Regions from separate parts of the Homo sapiens genome. Here region 1 is linked to region 2. Evidence: chromatin loops called from intact Hi-C (ENCODE). Cell type or tissue: mammary epithelial cell. All regions are shown on one strand. Links, peaks and the distances in the headings refer to the core of each region. The heading gives the core; the rest is flanking DNA.

Evidence for each region. Peaks named below come from ENCODE experiments on the same cell type or tissue, not always from the same donor. Only the 100,000 strongest peaks of a DNase experiment are listed, where the experiment ranks them.
Region 1: a loop joins it to region 2, with 3 times the contacts of the local background. A loop is called at or near these places in 75 of 110 quality-filtered maps.

The regions. Positions count from the first base shown.
Region 1 is chr1:109,927,615-109,930,519 of GRCh38, reverse strand. It overlaps CSF1 (colony stimulating factor 1), which reads right to left. Exons shown (of 9, transcript NM_000757.6): 9 at 1-1,668. Among named protein-coding and RNA genes, the nearest start is that of CSF1, 18 kb to the right of the region's middle. In mammary epithelial cell, for the core only: no CTCF peak of the experiment used is centred there; DNase peaks (open chromatin) are centred at 1,219 and 1,649.
Region 2 is chr1:109,979,012-109,981,916 of GRCh38, reverse strand. No RefSeq gene overlaps it. Among named protein-coding and RNA genes, the nearest start is that of AHCYL1, 4.3 kb to the left of the region's middle. In mammary epithelial cell, for the core only: a CTCF peak has its summit at 1,068 (motif pointing right); a DNase peak (open chromatin) is centred at 2,126.

The sequences.
Region 1 (2,905 bases), core at 267-2,766, 52 kb after region 2:
CTCACTTTCCTGGGCAGGAAGGGAAAGTCACGGGGCCCAGCGGCCAGGTAGGGCAGGGTCTCTTAGCGGAGGACAAAGGGCGGCAGGAGAGGAGGCACACAGCAGCACAAAGGAACCCAGGGGCAACTGGCAGCCCTGTCGCTCGTTGCCTAGGCCTCAGAGCCACCACCACAGGCTGGCCACAAAGTGGAGGCCCTCCAGGCATTGGAAGCTGAGGCCTGGCTCTCCTGATTGCTCTCCCACCCTGGCTTGCCTGGTTAGAGGTGATGGTAGAGGGGGTGGGTGAGAGTTGGAGGTCATCACTGCTGACCAAGGTCAGGAGGAAAGAAGGGTGAGAAGTGGATGGGAGCTGGATACCATGCAGGTGGGGCTGAGATGCAGCCCAGTCCAGGGCTCCTGACAGGGATAACCTGTTCAGCCCCAGGTTCCTGTCGGCAGCAGGGAAAGGACACTGCGCTGGGGTTTGGGAGTGCAGACCCTCCCCCAACCTCAGGTGCATACCTATATTTCAAAGGCCCATCTTCAGTCAGAGCTCGCCCTGTAGCCTCTCTGTCTGTGCCCTCCCCTCCCTTGCTCTCTCCCACTAGTCCCTTCCCTCTTGGGAATGTCAAAGTGCAAGATGCAGAAACCTGGGCGAACAACACAGCCTAAAGACCGGCTCTGGCTGGCGGCCCAGGAGGTTCTCCCACCCCACTCCACTCCGGGGAGTCAAAGGCCAGGTCAGGAGAAGGTCAGGGCTGAGGGGCTCCCTCAGTCGACTGGTGAGGCCAGCTCAGTGCAGGAGGCTGGGGAGAGGCTGGAGAGTGGAGGACGGACGGATGCTGGCTCATGGATGGACGGGGGCAGGCTGTTCAGCAGGCAGGTACAGTGTTCACAGTGCAATGGCTTCCTTCATGAGGGGAGCCTCTGCTTGGCCTCCTGGAGAAGCTCTGGCAGGTGCTGGAAGGAGGAGGGGCAGAGGCCAGTGCTTGATCCCCCTCTTGGCATCACTGGCAGGTCAGGCAGGTCCTGAGGGCAGGGCTGGCCTCCCCTCTGCGCCTGGCAACCAGCACAGGGCACTTAGGTGAGCCGAGGGTGTAGACCCTTCAGGCTGTCAGTGCAGACCAGCAGGTCCAGAGGCCTCCTCTTCCCGTCTCTCAGGCTGCACACCTTTACGGGAAATCAGGCCGACGCTGTCCCGCCCCACGAACTTCAGGCTCCTCTCTCTGGAGACAGGTCCATGCCTGTCCAGGCTGGGATACCTTGGCACCAGGCAGGCCCTCTGGGTGCAGGGTTCTTTCACTCCTCAGCGTCCACCCTGCTTTCCCACAAACCACAGGCCGGTGGGTCCCTGGCCTGGGTTCCGGCATGGAAGGGAGTGAGAGGAGGGTGCAGCCCCTGAGGGAAGAGGGTCCTGAGCCGGGCTCACCAGCCTTCCTCAAGCACATGGGAGCCTCCAGGGCTCACAATAAATAGTGGCAGCATGGGGAGCATCCTCTGGCCTCTCTCATTCAGTCAAGGGTCTGCGGGTTGAGACAGAGGGGCCCCAGCCTGGCTGCTCTGGTCCAGTCCTGGCAGGCAGGAGCTCTGGTGGAGGGCAGACCACATTCCAGGAGGATGGCCAGGGAGGGGTGGTGGTGGACGCCCCATAATGTCTCCTCCCACGGAGAGACTGTTCTGTGCGTCCAGCTGTGGGAGAGAAGGAAAGGCTAGTCAGCAGAGTGGGAATGCGGGGAGGGTCGTTGAGGACATGGATTGGGAGGTGTGGCATTCCTGTGGGCTGCTGGCGGTGCTGCAGGCAGGACTTCCTTTCCTCCCTTCCCTGGCCTTTCCAGACACCACAGAGAGACCAGGCAGCTTTCTCTGGCACCAGCCCAGGCCTCTGGCCCAACTGGCCTCACCTCCTACCTCCTCCTGGGGAATCAGGGCCTCAGTGGAAGATAACGGGGCCCGGGAGAGGTCTGGGCAGGGCTGGGAAGAGGGGTTACTGCTCAAGCAGAGGGCTCTGACAAGGAGCGAAGCGGGCACTTGAATGTCTTTGGACCCCTCCTCAGGCGAGGTCATCTCATTGGCCTTGGTCCAGTGAACAAAGGGTGATTCCTGCTAACACTAGCAAAGAAGAATCTTTCATTTCATCAGAGGGGCATCACATATGATGTTCAAGACAGTAGGGCAGAGCTAGCTGAAGAGGAACAACTTGGGCCAGAGAGGAAAAGTCTAGAGGCAGTGCCAGGACAAGGAAATTCCCACACTGTCATTTGGCACGCGACCCCTAAGCAACCCAGCCCCTCCTGGATGGGCCGAGGGCCTTGCCTCCCGCATCATCCATGGGAGTCAGGGCCTTGTCCTCTCGCCTTCCACCCCCATCCTTGTCCTCTTGCCCAGCATCCTCAGGACGCTTTGTTCCCAGAGCAGAAATCCCCTGGACCCCATCCAACAGTTTGACTTTGGACCTTGTGTGGAGCCTCCCTCCCTAACATCCATAGGCCCTACTGGGTAAGGAGGGAAGATGGAACCACAGCCTCTGGCTCCCTGCCCATTCCCATGCTCTAGAGGGAAAGAAGGGGAACCATAAACTGGACATGAGCCATGCTGGGTACAGCCAGGCCACAGGCCCAGCTAGGGCCCAGGAGGGGAGAAGGACCCAGTGAGCGAGTTCCAGCCTGCTGCCCCATCTTCTAGCTGCTTAGGGCTGAGGTGCTGGTGTCTGCATTTTCTGTGGCTCTGAGTCCCTATCTCAGTCTCTGCCTCTATGTTTCTCTCTCTCACTTCTCAAATCACAGCAGCAGTCACTCTAGGGGCTGGCACTCAATCTCTCCAAGGCCACTGGTGCCTGGCCTGGAGACCACCTTAGGGCTGGACCTGCCGGGCCAAGTGGGATCTGGATGTAGCCCCTGCCCTGGATTCCCTCTCCAAGTGAAATCTT
Region 2 (2,905 bases), core at 92-2,591:
GCTCACCCAGCCAGGGAGTGTGACAACATAACATCCGTGAGAATCATTGCATCCTGTCTCCCACCCCCAAAACCCATCCTAAGATAGCCTCACATGGCACAGCTAAGGCGATTGCTTCTCATGAATGCCAAGAGATGACTTGTCTTCAGCCTACCCACCCACCTGACTCAGCACCTCTACTGGCAAGCTCACTGCCCTGAACAGCGCATCCACACACAGGTGAGAGACCCCCCACGGGGCAATTGGAGAAGAACAGGGACCCAAAGACAGATGCACCTGCTGTGTGTGGTGGTGGGAAGTCTCCAAGGGCCTGGAGCGAAGACCCTTGCTAGAAAGGAGTGGCCTAAGGGCAGTGGTGAATTGGGAGATGCTGTCACCAGAAATGTAGTGGCATTGGGCTACCACACGTGGGCTTGGTCTTGTTAATCAGATTCACTGTTTGTCCACCCCCAAATTGATGTTCTACATTCAGTCATTTGTTCTTTTATTTATAAAATATATATTGAGTGCCGAAGAAGTGCCAGCAGCAGGGCTAGATGTCAGTCGGGACTACAGAGATAAATAAGCTGAGGTGCTGATCTCTACGTGGGGACAGGTGATGGGGGTGGGGTGCAGTGGAGGGCAAAGGGATGACACAGAGGGAGATGCTGCCAGAGCTGAGTCTTGACAGATAAGCAGCTGGGCAAGGGAGGGAAGATTCTCCAGGCTGAAGAAACAGCCTGAGAATAGGCATGGTGATGGAAACAGCTTGGCATATTACGGGAACTGTAAATATCCCCATGTGGGTGGGGCACAGGGTGCAAAGCAGGGTGAAGTGAGCGCTGAAGCCAGGGCCAGATCCTGCAGGGCGTGTTAAGCCCTGGGTGGGTGGTGGTGATGTCTGCCATGCTGGGGAGCACAGGAGGAGAAGCAAGTGTGGCTAGAGGGGTGGAGGGGGGCTGCTGAGAGGAGTCAGCTTGGGACATGTTGAGTTTGATATGTCTGTGGAGGGCACTGTCCCTGAGTCTCAGGGGAGCCCAGGTTGGCACCTTTTGGAACTGCCCGCTCCCTGCCAGTCAGGCTCCCCACCAGGGGGAGGCTGTGCTCCTCCTGAAGGCCTTTCACCTCCTGTCGGCCAGGTGTTATGTTAGCCCTCTGGAATGAAAGTGCAGAAAAACTGCAGAGATCTTGGGTGACAATGGAAGTTCGGAAGAAGGTGAAGAGGGCAGTGGCTCTGTCTCTAGCTCTCCAGCATGGGCAAACCCTCCAGCTCCAGGCTTCTTTCTGTCCCAGAACTGCTACCTTGCACAGCTCTAGGAGGCACCACTGACATTGTAATTATTGTGAAAGGTGCCCTGGAGCACCACTTCAGATTGGTCACCTACCTCGCTGGCCCTTAGGGACCCCCAGAGGGTGGGCTCCCGGTTGCACCTCTGTGGCTGTGGGTGCTGGTCCTCAGGCTTCCTGGCTCCTACTTCCCACCGAGCTCCCTCCCTCCCTACCCTCAGCCTTTTCTCCTTCCCCTTCTCCAGTTCCAGTGGGAAAACATTCCTCCTTCTCTGTCTCCCCCTCTGCTTATTATTGTCATATTTATTAGGATCACTTACTCTTTATTATCATTTTGAACATTATAGGAAAGAAAAATCCATGAAGATTTTTTAAAAATTTCTTTTCATCTTGTTAAGTTCACTCCTAGTTCTTAGCAATTTGCAGAAACTCATTTTTACATACCTGTGATTGGTAGGTTCATGTCCTTTTGTATTCTGCTTTGATCAAATTACAATATTTCAAAAACACATGACCCGAACGGAGAGCATTGACATACTTGTTATTATTGTCCATGTTTTCCAAGCTTTCTGTCATATTGCTTTATGAGTTTGCTTAACTGTTTTCCTATTGTTCGGTATTTGAATTGTTTCCAACTAGTGCAATATAATGGAATGGAGGGAGGTGGTTTCGGAGTGGGTGTGGGGATGGCTTTCAAGCAAAACAGGCGAAGATGGGTCACAGCACCAGCTCCTGCCAGAGAAAGGGAGCAAAAATGTAAGTAGTGGGGGCAGTTATAATGACTGTAAACAAGGACCAGGATAAGGAGGCACCTTTTGGCCCTAGAGGATCTGAGGTCCTGTGTCTGGAACTCGTGATAGCTGACTCATGGCGAGGCTGCATGGTGTGAGGAAGCAGGAAAACTGGGCAGAGATGTGGGCTCAAATCTTCACTCTGCTACTAACTTGGCCACTGGCATCCTGGACCTTTTTTGACCTCCTCTTCCTCATGCAAGACAGGTTGATAGCTCTCCATCTGGGGCTTGTAATGACCTAATCCAGTAAGATCATAAATATGCAAAAGCTTTGAACAAGTTGCAAATATTGTGCAAATGTAAGGTACTAAGATGTGGGTCCAGGCTAACCATGGAGGGCAAAGGAGCTATTGTTGAGAATTTGGAATTCTCTCTTCGCTCCGCTTCCCGGAATGACAGGAATAAGCAGAAACCCGTCTGCTGCAGGAAAGGATTGTCATTGCTGGTTTTGAGTACTTGTTGACATGTGGATGTGTTTCCTCAAAAGGGAGGGCTGACACTGCCCCAGCCATGAGAAATTGCTGCTTTCCTGGCCCAACCTGGCCCCGGGGTCTGGCTGTGTGACCAGCAGCCCCTTGGAACTTCCTCACATGCTTTTTTTCTAGGTTGGACCAGAGATCCTGATGTATCTTACTTCAGTTCCCAAAGCTGCCACACATTAAAGTTCATACTGAGAAGGCATCCACCAATTGTAAACAATGTTCAAGAAATCTGTTCTGATGACTGTTTGTGCTACTTTGTATGTTTTTTCCTGCTCTTAAGTGTGTATATGGGAGCGGGGAGGATGGAGGTGGGGATGGTGAAGAGTTTACCAAAAAAGTAGAAATTGTGAAACTGGCCTTGGAC